Linked DNA regions of Homo sapiens: all the other regions are linked to region 2. The links are chromatin contacts, found by Hi-C or POLR2A ChIA-PET in ENCODE. All regions are on one chromosome and are shown on one strand. The core of a region is the stretch at or near the end of the contact, and the rest is flanking DNA. Distances in the headings are between cores, read along the strand shown. Region 1 overlaps BCL2 (BCL2 apoptosis regulator). Region 2 has its middle 23 kb from the start of PMAIP1. Region 3 overlaps TCF4 (transcription factor 4).

Region 1 (4,080 bases), core at 1,259-3,758, 3.2 Mb after region 2:
CTAATGCTCCCTTCCCATCCAAACAAGGATTTGGGATATGCCGCCCAGGAGGGTGGTCCCAAAGGGGATCCTCAGAGGATGCATCACTAAGTATTTCTGTACCCCAGGAGGTGGCTTATTTCATGGAAACCCTTCACCTGGGGCTGTTCATAGAACCATGCACGCGGCAGTTGAAAAGGGGCACCTACGCCTTGCTCTGTGACATTGTTTTCAGTGAAAATTAGCGTTCGCTGTTTTCAGCGTTAACCTTAAACTCCAGCTGGCTTTATCTCCTCTCACTTATTATAATTGTAACGCAGTGCACTGTGTAAAGGTCACACCTGTGTTTATACGCCATATGCCATCAAAATACCATGAAGAGAACACTATGTGGTCTCTATCAGAAGATCAAAAGAGAAGGGGTGAGAAGCAGACCTTCCTCCTAATTCAGGGCCCTTCAGTCCTTCCCAAACACTGAAATAGGCCCATGTGCACCACTGCTCCCGCAGGAGTTTATGTCTAGGCCAAGTACGTGCTGTTTATTGACAGAGAAACAAATACCGCTCAGCACCTGTCCGGTTTCAGAGTGATGAGGGAGTTTCCAATCTGGATCTGAGAAAACTTTTACACTGTACCCAAACATTCTTTTTCTTTTCTTTTCTTCTTTTTTTTTTCTGAAGCCAAAATTAGAACAAAAACAAACATATACAGAGTTCGGCGTAGCAGGAAAAAGAAACTCAGCTCAAGACATTTCATAAGAAAAGCTCCAAGTCCATCTATACTCACCTGGCCTGGAACCCTGGGATTCATTTGATTGAGGAGGGTCACAAGCTGTACCCCAGAGGCTCGGGAGGCACCACTCGGTAGGAAGACCCTCCTGGTTTCTCAAGCTGGAGGAGCAGACTGAAAGGATGTTTGGGGAGTGAGGAAGTAATAGGGGAGTGGATGCAGAAGGTATTTTGTTGTCTAACCTAGTGGTTCCTTGAGGCGTATTAATGAGTAATATTCATGCACCTTCTCCTTCTGCCAAGGCAGAAATAACCTGGTACTTTTTACCTGGTGGCCGAGTGACCTGGCCCTACCAGGGACTTCACTAATTAGCATAGTCTCTCATAGCCTGGCCTTGGGACTGGCTGTCACACGCTCTCCTCCACACCAGCCATCAGTTGCTCTGGACCCTCCGAGACCCCCAGGCAGCCTGACAGCCAGTGAGCAGAAAGACCTGACTCCTTCCTGGGGCCCCTTCCTCCAGAGGCCCCCCACGAAGCTGTGCTGGCCCTGTTTAGGCAGTGGACACAAGCCTGTTCCAACCCCAGAATCCAAGGTCTAAGTCATCTTCAATAAGGTATTGCCTGAAACCATGTGGGATAAAAAGCTTCTTCCTTTAAAATAACCTTCAATGAAGCCAGGCCATTACTGGAACTTATCATATATAATGACACACAAAATGCCAAGAGAAATTTATAGCGCCGCCTGTCTGCCCACCATTTAGGCACTGGTGAGTCATTAATTCATGAGAGATTTATCAGTTTATAAAAGATGCTAGATAAGTTAATTTTTAAAAATCATGTGAGTATAGATTTATGCTCAGGTTATCTACTTTAAAAAAAGGATCTCTCTTGGGCTGTTTTTCCAAAGCAGTGCAATTCACGTTAACCCCCCATCCCACTGCCTCCAGCCCATGCCCTAGAGAGCTGCTGAAGGACACTGGAGTCTGACTAGAGGCAGGGCTGGGCCCACTGAGTGTCACCAAAATCACAAAAACACAACTGAAAGAGAACTGTTCTTAAATACTCATGTACCATAAAAGGGGAATTTCCAGAGGTCTCTGATATTAGCAATTTGCCCTTCCATTCCCTTCCTCTCTAGTTTCAAGATGAGATGATGACAAAAAGACTGACTAGTGAGAAAAAGCATGAAACTCCATCTACAAACGTGCAAACCGACACAGAGCAAACCTGCAGGAATTTCCACACCCGGTCTTCTGATTTGCCTTGAAAAGGGGGAAAAAGAGAGAAAGGAAGCGTACCTTCGCCTCCACTAAGACATCAACATTAACTCTGTTTTCTTAATTTCACACGAACATCACTGCGTCTGGAGTCTATGTTTTATTTTTCCTGTTAGGCAAAAGCAATTTTTCCCAAGTAAAAGTTCTGAAACGGATTTCTTTTAGAAGCAGAGATAACTGGGAATTTTCTCAAAACTAGTACAAGTATGAATGTTTCTCCTTTTACTTTCCATTTTTACAAATGCATTTAGGGCCAAATGCACTGGCTAATTTTGATAGAATGTAACAGAGACAGGAGAAGCAGTCCATCTCAGTGAGTGAGTGGACATTTATTAGGCATTCACTTTTCACAGGCCTGGGATATTAGGTATTGCGGGGGTGTTGTATTCAGGAAATAGAAGTCAAAATCCAATTGAGTAGGGAAATGAGCCAAACAGAAATGGACACAAAGACACCAAAAACACCTACAAAAACACAGATGAATGTGCAGAATCAGCTGGAGTTTCTATGAGCTGAGCTGAATCTGCTCACCTTGCAAAGATTTCCCCGCACAGTGGGGACTGCCCACGCGTACGCATTTCTTAGTTTCTGCTGGCCAACTCGAATCGTTTTCAGCGGGGTCATTTACATCGTGTCCACTTTTTCTGGTTTCCAAACTCAACCCACTTTATTATCTTAAGAGTTTTCATTCTCAGTATCATTTACATACAACAAAATGAATATATCATGTGTACAGTTTTATGAATATTGACAAAGGCATACATCCCTTTAACTCACTCCCCTATCAAGATATGCAGCATTTCCATCCTCCCAGAAAGAGCCCTTGGAGCCACTTTGTTTTTAAATTATTTGCATCTGAATATTTTTGAGTGGAGATTATCAAAGCCAAATGTGTGGGAAGAAAGCCTAATCATTAATCATCTACTACAAATACAGGTAGTAAAGGTTTTGAAGATGGTGCGTGAGCCTGCACAGACAAGTCTGCGGGATTGGGTCCTGTTATGAAATGCCAAAGGGGCTTTTTAGCGACAGGCACGTGGGCCCCTCTCAGCCGCCCTGTCGGCACTCAGATACGCAACTAAGACCGAGTGGGTTTCTTTTCTGGTTTTGTTCTTTAGGCATCAGAGTTTACATGTTTAGAAAGAGGGAAGTTGAGGCTGAATAGTCACATCCACCATATTCTCATAGGGGCAAATGTTCTCTGATTAGGAGGGCTCAACCACAGTGCAGAGTCCCCTCTTCCAAAATTCTGTTTCAACACCGAGAGGAGTTCACATGACCAGGCAAATTAGAGATTTTCTTAGCATTTCCTGTTTCCCAGATTTCAGAGGAGCCCTTCAGGGAATGTCTGGCCCAGGGTAGCACATTCAGGATGAGGGAAAAATGGTTATTTTTAGGTCCCTCCAACCATCACATTCCTCCCTGTCTCCACTTGGGCACTCTGTTGTTCTAGTGACCTGTCAAAGGGATGGGGGCGGGGCTGCGAGAAAAAAGCCACATCGCTTCCTTTGGGGTGGGGGTAAGGGTACCCCTGCTCCAGGGGTCCTAAACTGCTCACTAGCCCTTCTGCTGGAGAGGGACCAGAGGTGGAAGACCTGCCAGAGTGAGTGCCAGGCAGCTCTAGACTTCTGGGTATTCATTTCTCATAAAAGGTTGCAGTATTTCCTGGACACCTGAATTCTATGTCTTCACGGCAAAAACAATTCAAAATGTCCCAAAACATTATGCAGGAAGGAGTTTTTAATTTTTTTTAAATCACTTTTCCAAAATGGTACCCTGAGGTGATCCTGTCTTCAATCTCCCAGCAATGAAAACAATGTGGTTGAAAAGTTGACAGCTTTCAACCCTTGAAAAGGTCACCTCCCTGCCTCACACCCTCTCGTAAGTATTAAGAGCATAACGGATATTTTGAGTCACATGTATTGTTCTTTGTTCATTTGCATTTGGTGAAATCCCCCCCTTGGACCAATTTAGTAAGCAGTGCCTTGGGCTTCCTTGGTGATTGTTCTCTTGTCTTCTGTATATTTTTTCCTGTGAAAAAAATTTAGACTCAGCCAGTGAAATGAAGTTGCAGCCTCTGTCACTGATGCTTT
Region 2 (4,417 bases), core at 1,542-4,041:
AGTAGAGACGGGCTTTCACCGTGTAAGCCAGGATGGTCTCAATCTCCTGACTTCGTGATCCACCTGCCTCAGCCTCCCAAAGCACTGGGATTACAGGCGTGAGCCACCGCACCTGGCCTTAAATCTTATTTTTAATATTACAAAATTCAGCATATAGAGAAAGGTAAAAAAGGGAGGAGAAATTTGTCCCTAATGGCAGTCCCAGCAACAACCACTGTAATACATTTAAAACCATTTTGATTTTTAATATCATTTTTGTTTGTTTGTTTTGAGAGAAAGTCTTGCTCTGTTGCTCAGGCTGGAGTGCAATGGCGCCATCTCGGCTCACTGCAACCTCCATCTTCAGGGTTCAAGCGATTCTTCTGCCTCAGCCTCCCCAGTAGCTGAGACTACAGGTGCCCACCACTACGCCTGGCTAACTTTTGTATTTTTAGTAGAAATGGGGTTTCTCCATGTTGGCCAGGCTGGTCTCTAACTCCTGCACTCAGGTTATCTGCTCACCTTGGCCTCCCAAAGTGCTGGGATTACAGGAGTAAACCACGGCGCCTGGCCTGATTTTTAATATAATTTTAAGAGTAGTTTAATTACAAAGACTAACCAAGCCTTATTTCATTCCAGATGTTCTGAATTTTGACGTTTTACTTAAAGCATTTGAACAGTGGAGTCAGCCTAATTTGAAGTCTATACTTACCGTTATGAATGTTTAGCATTATCAGGTAACCCTTATCCAAATATTTTGGGAAAGTAAACCCTAAAAGGAAACCCATTATACACCGTAAGCTGCTCTTTATGTGTCTAATGCCCTGACAATACAACAACTTTATTCACATGATCACTCATTAATTTATTAATAAAATATTTATTCACCACCTACTACATGCTGTACATCCAGTTTCTGTCTCAGTTTGAACCTTGAACTTCCATGCTGTTGTTCTCGTGAGTTTTCATCATGATGATATAGTATGTCTGTCAAGCAGAAGCTGTGGTTTGTGGTTGTGGTGGGGGTGAGGGAAGATGGCTAGGTTCAGAGCTGGTAGGTATATTTTTATGATGAAGCCCATGATCAGTTTTGAAGTGGGAACAGTCTTGGACTCAGAGATAGAACAGGGTTCTTGTTCCAAGCGCTGCAACTTACTTGCTGAGAGATGGTGGAAAGTCACTCCTTCTCCAGATGTCAATTTCCATGTCTGGAAAATGTTAGGTTGGGTGGGGGTAATTCCTTAGCTCTCATGAATGATTCATCATCTTGGCCAATTTTCTTGTCATTTGCCACCTAATTTATAAGTTGAATGCAGGGGAAAGAACCAAACCAAACCACCTGCTTACCCAACCAACCCAACCAGTAAAGCCATGTCCTGGCAACACTTCTTGTCTCCTGCTCAGATTTTCTGGTATTCCAGCAGTAGAAAACAGTTCTTCATGCTGCTTTGTGTTTGTTTGTGCTGATCTTTGGCTATTTCTGAATTGGAGGAAGATTCTCTGGACTTTTTTAGAGCCTCCCACTGGCAAAGAAGGGCAAAAAAATCTGAGGATATAACCTACCCCAAACAATACTCAGAGTTGGGGTCAAAATATTGATAGTCACTTGGTGGCTTCCTGATATCTCAAATCCAATATTTTTTGTTTTTGTTTGTTTGAGACAGGGTCTCTATCGCGCAGCCTGGAGTGCAGTGGCACAATCTTGGCTCACTGCAACCTCCACCTCTTAGGTTCAAGCAGTTCTACTGCCTTAGGCTCCCAAGTAGCTGGAATTACAGGTGCATGCCACCATCCCTGGCTAATTTTTGTAATTTTAGTAGAGATGAGCTTTCCCCACGTTGGCCAGGTTGGTCTCGAACTCCAGATCTCAAGTGATCCACCCACCTCGGCCTCCTCCCAAAGTGTTGGGATTACAGGAGTGAGACACCACGCCTGGCCCAAAATGTCTTAAATTAAGAGCATTTTAGGCTATTTTGTTCTTGAAGCTTGGTCAGTTACTGCTACTTGTACATCATTTCAAGTTTTTAATTATTTAAACATAAACCATGAGTTTGACTTTTATTTAGGTCAACTTTCTATGAAACAGAGGGAAATAAGCCACTCTGAATTGGCTAATAGTTTAATTCTATGTCAAATGTAGAATTTCTTTTCTTTTCTTTTCTTTTTGAGACAGAGTTTCACTCTTCTTGCCCATGCTGGAGTGCGATGGTGCGATCTTGGCTCACCGCAACCTCCGCCTCCCGGGTTCAAGTGATTCTCCTGCCTCAGCCTGCTGAGTAGCTGGGATTACAGGCATGCACCACCACACCCGGCTAATTTTGCATTTTTAGTAGAGACAGGGTTTCTCCATGTTGGTCAGGCTGGTCTCGAGCTCCCAACCTCAGGTGATCCACCTGCCTCAGCCTCCCAAAATGCTGGGATTACGGGTGTGAGCCATCATGCCCGGTCTCTTTTTTTTTTTTTTTTTTTTTTTTGAGATGGAGTCTCTCTCTGTCATCCTGGCTGGAGTACAGTGGTGCGATCTTGGCTCACTGCTACCTCCGCCTCCCAGGTTCAAGCAATTCTCGTGCCTCAGCCTCCTGAGTAGCTAGGATTACAGGCACATGCCACCATGCCTGGCTAAGTTTTGTATTTTTAGTAGAGACGGGTGTCACCATGTTGGCCAGGCTGGCAAATGTAGAATTTCTAAGCTGTGCTTGATATTGTTTTGTCATCTAAACAGGAGATTTTTCCACAATGGTAGCTTCAACCTGAACACCCAAGATGACATGTGCCTTTGGAATGTCACCTGACAAGACCACACTTTGTCTGTAAGAGAACACCAGTGTCTGGTAACCCACAAACCTTGTTTGGTCTCTGTGAGGAGTTCTGTTTCACCCGATAGCCGCAGCCTCTCTGTAGAGTACAGTGTGACCACATCAGTCATTGGATTTTGTGCCAGGGATTCCCATGAGAGAACAGATTGCATTTGTCTGTAAATGTTTCCTTAGATAATGTGCAGTTTCTTTGGTTGTTTTTTCCCCAAAAACAAACATAAAAGGGGTGAAAATTTTCCAGCTCTTTATTTTGATGTTTGGCAGGAATATGCTTTGATATATTAAGAGAGGTTTTGGTGTGTGTGATATTCTCTGTTACTCCATGAACCTCCTGCTGCTGGGCAGACAGAAACCAAGCTCTGTTGCCTCAAGGGACAGTTGTCATAGCAGAACCCGAGAAATAAGAATCAAACTCTTGTCTTTTAGTTTTAAAAGCTAACAGCCAGGTGGAAGATGCAAAAGATTGAGAAGAATAGGTGGCCAAGGCGAGTCAGTTTTTCCATCGCTGAAGATAAGATAAATCTACTTGTCCAAGACAGAAAAGACTGGAAGAGGGGAACAGTTTAGTGAGGCTGGGGACAAGGGGACCAATTGAAGCAGGCGCTGTTTGTCTTCACCACCAGGAAGCTGTGATGAGCCTCCATGGATCCTCTACAGACCCCACGCTCTGTTTAGAAGCATTCTTCACCTTCCACATAATTTAGGGTCCTTCTCCTCCGTGGGCTACTTGTGAGCAACACTTGCTTGCACCCCATCTTTTTTCAGCATCTCACTGCTCACTGTGGAGGATTCCCCTTTCAGCAGCCTAGGAAATTTAAGTTGCCAAGAAGCTGCCTTTCCAATTCCTTTTTTCTTCCCTTAAAATCCTAATTTACTGTCTCTGAACAGAAGAATTGTGGGTGCTGGCAGGCCTCTGCTTCTGGTAGTCACTCTTCAACTGACCTCATAGAGATCATAAAGCTCTCAGAATTTGGAGCTTTTTCTTTTTCTTTCTTTTTCTCTCCAGAAATATGCTTACCCAAGAATATGGGGCTAGACCGATTTACCAAACAACTGCAAATTAACTAATTCAGATGTGTTAATTCTGAATTTTTTTTCAGGTACAGATAAGAACCCAAATTATTCATTGCACTTAAAGAAAACATAATTCAAATTAATCATACCACTTAGCATTAATTAATGTACTAGTTCATTGCAGAATCTATTGCCCATGGTCAATTCCACCAAATCAATTTCAGAGGCTGCAAGTCTAGAATTATCTCTCTTCATTTGTACTCTTTCTCCTCACCAGAAGTCAGTATATTAAAACCTGATTTAATTAGATACACTCAACAGGGGATGGTTGAGCTTTCTTTCATTTCGTCAGTGTAGGATTCTGTTATAAATAATCCCAAAATAGAAGTTGTTTAACAAAATTAAAAGTTCATGGGTTGCTCACAAAAAGTCTAATGCTGTTGTTCCTAGTTGAGAGGTCTTCTAGTCTTCTCTCTTCCAAGGGGCCATCTGGGGATCCAGGATCCTTCCATCTTGTGGCTCCATATTTTGGCTTCCAGGTCACTGTTATGCACTGAATTGTATCTTCCCCAGATTCATATGTTGAAACTCTAGCCCGCAGTTCCTCA
Region 3 (3,966 bases), core at 1,441-3,940, 4.7 Mb before region 2:
ATGCTCTGTGCTTGTTCATCGCCTGACTACTTCAAGGCTCAATATTCTTGTAAAATATAAAGTGAACATTATGTGACTACTCTAATAATAAAATTACTGTGAAACCAAGTCCTCAAAGAGAAAAGGACATAATGTTTCTACTAGACAAGCCACATACTAACATGTCATTCGAAGTTAAAGTTCTAAGCCAGATTAATTCATGAACCAGATAGATATTCCAGGGTAATCTTTAGCATATGGTGTATTAAATCAATCTTGGTAGTCTGTTCCTTCAACCCTGTTTGGTTTGAGGTTTAAAAACGTGGAAAAGACCACGTATTAGAATGCAGGCCAGTTAAAGACTAATAAAACAATAATAGTTATTATAACCATTATGTTAGTTATATGACCAGTTCTCTCTGAGGGCAAGGGAGTGTGTGTAGCCTCAAACCACAAAGGGTCACACCCTGTGAATGTATACAGATGGTATGTCCCAATGGGGAGACGACGCATTCTCACCCTTGAGCAGTCTCAGTGGTCTGTGCTATGGTAGGAGGTCCTCTTACTTCTTTCCATCAGGAAGGGCTACTGGATATTATTGCAAATAGGAAGGAAGTATGTGGCTAACCAAATGTGTATGGTTAATATCCTGCAGACATTCCTATTCTCTATAGCTGGTATCTAATAACTTACTACACTTCCTCCTCCGTATGTATGCTCAGATGCAGAGGCACTGAACTGCACTGCTTCTGAGAATACCCAGTGGCATAACATTGAAAAAGTTTGAAGAACTGAGTAGAAGGTGCTGATGCTGGTAACTCCCAAAGACCCCTGACAGCTTCTTTCCTTAACTGGGTGCGCCACCAGCTGAACTACTGTGAATCCATGCTGTGTCCCATACATTATATTCCTCTAATTGGAGGGCTAATTAGATGACCTTTTCAATTCAGAAAGGTCTAATATGATCTCCAGAGTTTGCCAGCAAGGCTTGAGAAAAGTAGTGGACTGTATGCAATGAGTAAAATACCTTGTTCTACAATTCTCTTGAAAATCCATGGATGAATGTGTCATGAAAAAAAAAAAATCTCTCATTAATGTAATCCAAGTAAGCTTTATCCTTCTTATGGATTTCTCAAAAAATGATATTGGGTATTATAGGGCAAAAGAAAACAAAACAAGAAACACCTGGTCACTCCCCCAAGCCAAACAAACAGCAAACCTCAGTGGGCATCTTCCACCTTTGAGATGCAGAGAACAGAAGAAGAAAGGGAATGTGGTTACAGAGAGGTTCCCTTCCGAGAGTTCTAGAGCTTGTATCTCACCCCACATGCACTGCGTTGTTCTAGTGTCAGTTCAGGACAACTGCTGACCACCAGAAAGACATATTATAACATGACACTGAGACGAAGGGCAGCAGCCCTCTTCTGAACTGAAAAAGCAGCTTCCTAAGACATCAACACCATGTATGAAAAGACTGCACTGTCTTGCAACTTTTTACCAGGAAAACGTGAAAAATGTGATGTCCATGTGTTAGTGCTCGAACCCCATTCTTAAGGCATTAGTATTGCTTACAGTCATTTTCTACAGAATCGTGTGTAATCTCAAACATGTGTCAGGCTATGTGTTCCCTATTTGCCAATTATTTAATTAGCTCTGTTTGTTCTTTGAGATACAGGCAACGTAATATTTCTTTACTTCCTGCGTTTCAGAATGAGTGAGTATATGCCAAATATTTTCAAAAGTCTGCAGATGTATCCTATTAATCCATACTGTTTGTTAGGGTAGTATCACTAACATCAGAAGAGAAAGCTTCTCTTCTTGTTATACAGACACGCTGCCATCACTGACTTCTACCACACTCAAAAAATCAAACCAAAGCCTAAGAGAACTTAAGTGTGAAAAAACATGGGCCACTCAGACATCACGCAATACTAAGGCTTATTATGCTTAAATTTTCCTCTGCATTTTCACGTACGCAATTGGTGAACATATTATTTTAAAGAAAAACATTCTAGAATGTTCTCCCTTAAAGTAACCTTAAAGTAATATCTGTATCTATGCATAATAATAAAGGTTTGCTCCTCCAAAATGCTGAATTACCATGTCTACCTATTTCCTTAAAGATTATGCATCTTTTTCTCATTCCGCTAGTGGATTTTGACAAGTGCATCCATTATTGTAAAATAATGTATGAAATAAATTTCTAAAAAGCCCTTTTCTGGGTTCTAAAAATCTCATACTTTTGTTTTTAAATTATAGCTCCTTTATTATTGTCAAGACCCTTAAATAAGGCCCTATGGTTTTTAACAAGTTAAGTCTATTCTCAGCATATAGAAGTCACCTATTGCTCCACTCTGGCTAGACCAACAAGTAGATTCTCCTGTTCATCCACAAACTAATGAAGATGACCAGCTAAAACCAAGCAAAACTCATTCCCACTGAGAGCTGTGGCTAAGCTGTCTACAGCTCATGGAGATAACCACCCTATTTCCTGATATGTCCCTTCCAAGTCATAGTGCCTCTCTCTCAAGAGGACTGTTTTGCAAATCAATCAGAAAAAGTTTTTTTTCAAACAGAGCCTAAGTATGTTTTCCTCAACTCAAGGTTCTGCTCCACCTTCATACCTTCCTAAAAAAGAAAATTACTCAAACCACAAGTAGACAGGAAATCTGTCTTGTAAAAGGATGAATGACCGGTCATCCTTCTTTATAACCAGACCTCATGACTGCAGAAAGGGGCTTTCCATTTGTCAAACCACACTGAAGTGAAATATGCTTTTCTCACTCTTTCAGTTCTGCACTGCTTTCTTTCTTCTTGTTTTTCAAATCTGCCAAAACTGCATTGATAGCTAACAAACTTCCCCATGTGACCTCTGTCTGTAGCTCTCCAAGGTCAAACTGATGCAACATATTTGTAGAAGCTTGGTTAGGAAAAGTTAAAAAAAATGGAAACTCTCTCCTCAATTTGCTTCTTAGACAGGATAGCGGAGTGGAGAGGCTGCGAGATAGCTCATCTCAAGTGTGAGATATATTATTGAATACGCAGGGAGGGCATTATTGAGGCAGAAATTATATTTCCAACATTTCAAAACACATCTCTCCTCCAACATCAAAAACTTTCCTACATAAGTGATTCACGCCACTTCCCCAAATTCTACACACTCTCTAAAGAAAACAAGTGCAAAGAGCTAAGAGGACTCAACAGCAGCATTATTCTGTTGCGCCATCTTCTCTCAAAGACATACACTGAGTATTCTCCCCACCGACGCTCTGACAGTGACATTCAGGCCAAGCAAGGAGTTAGTTTGAGCTATAACCGCAGAAAGTGACTACCTGAGAAGTCTGAGGTTTTAATAAGACCCTGGGGCACTAAGCTGTGCTGCTCATCTGAACAACAAGGTGTCAAAGCTGGTTCAGAAGCAGGTAGCTATCTCCCCACCAACTCCACCTCTTCCCTCCAGGGGCAGCTGGACATCCAGCCCAGTTCATTCCTCAAAGTGGGAATACTGACTGGGGAACCACCTATGGAAAAGACTACAGTGAACATCACAAGAAATGAGAGGATGATGGCTCAGTTCATGGGAACAGCATTCTTCTTGGACCTTAACTCATTAGTAAATGTCCTTGGTAAAAATTAATTAATTAATTAATTTAAAAAAGCAGCAAATAATTTCTGGCCAACTGATGCCCACGCATCTCCTCTCTCATAAGTGAACAAATACTTCTTCCCCTCTGAGGGACTCCACAGTGTCACATTCTCCAGGAGATTAACCTCATGTAGTTATTAGCAGTCACCTGAGAATTTCACATTAACCAGTCCTCGGAAGACAGTGGCACATCATGGATAAGAGCCTAGCACAATGACTGGAATTTTGGGAAGTGGTCAATAACTACCATTAAGAGCTATTCTGCTTTGTAGCTCACTAGTCACTGATGGCTCATCTTATGACTTTGTTCACTCTTTTTGAATGTGAGGAACAAGATAGTT

What was found. A loop is a pair of places that touch in the nucleus more often than their neighbours do. ChIA-PET counts read pairs that join two places held with the same protein, here RNA polymerase II (POLR2A). Pooled maps may share reads with other maps.
Region 1: a map with no recorded cell type shows a loop between it and region 2 (6-fold over the local background). The contact joins two enhancer-like sites. A Hi-C loop is called at or near these places in 3 of 37 single-sample maps with no recorded cell type and 2 of 50 pooled maps. POLR2A ChIA-PET finds 5 or more read pairs at or near these places in 1 of 52 experiments (activated T-cell).
Region 3: a map with no recorded cell type shows a loop between it and region 2 (19-fold over the local background). The contact joins two enhancer-like sites. A Hi-C loop is called at or near these places in 1 of 37 single-sample maps with no recorded cell type and 2 of 50 pooled maps. POLR2A ChIA-PET finds 5 or more read pairs at or near these places in 1 of 52 experiments (GM10248).

What each region holds. Positions count from the first base shown.
Region 1 is chr18:63,157,308-63,161,387 of GRCh38, forward strand. All of the region lies in intron 2 of BCL2 (BCL2 apoptosis regulator), which reads right to left. Among named protein-coding and RNA genes, the nearest start is that of BCL2, 160 kb to the right of the region's middle. RefSeq lists enhancers at 619-668, 1,409-1,458, 1,649-1,698, 1,709-1,808, 3,524-3,643 and 1 more. Within about 2 kb of position 2,509, at least 6 of the 41 ENCODE cell types and tissues checked have a DNase peak (open chromatin) inside an H3K27ac peak, as active enhancers do.
Region 2 is chr18:59,920,525-59,924,941 of GRCh38, forward strand. No RefSeq gene overlaps it. Among named protein-coding and RNA genes, the nearest start is that of PMAIP1, 23 kb to the left of the region's middle. RefSeq lists an enhancer at 3,064-3,203. Within about 2 kb of position 2,792, at least 4 of the 41 ENCODE cell types and tissues checked have a DNase peak (open chromatin) inside an H3K27ac peak, as active enhancers do.
Region 3 is chr18:55,265,606-55,269,571 of GRCh38, forward strand. The region is part of intron 11 of TCF4 (transcription factor 4); the gene reads right to left. Among named protein-coding and RNA genes, the nearest start is that of LINC01929, 140 kb to the left of the region's middle. RefSeq lists enhancers at 1,157-1,266, 2,656-2,885, 2,936-2,985, 3,597-3,966 and a silencer at 3,346-3,395. Within about 2 kb of position 2,691, at least 4 of the 41 ENCODE cell types and tissues checked have a DNase peak (open chromatin) inside an H3K27ac peak, as active enhancers do.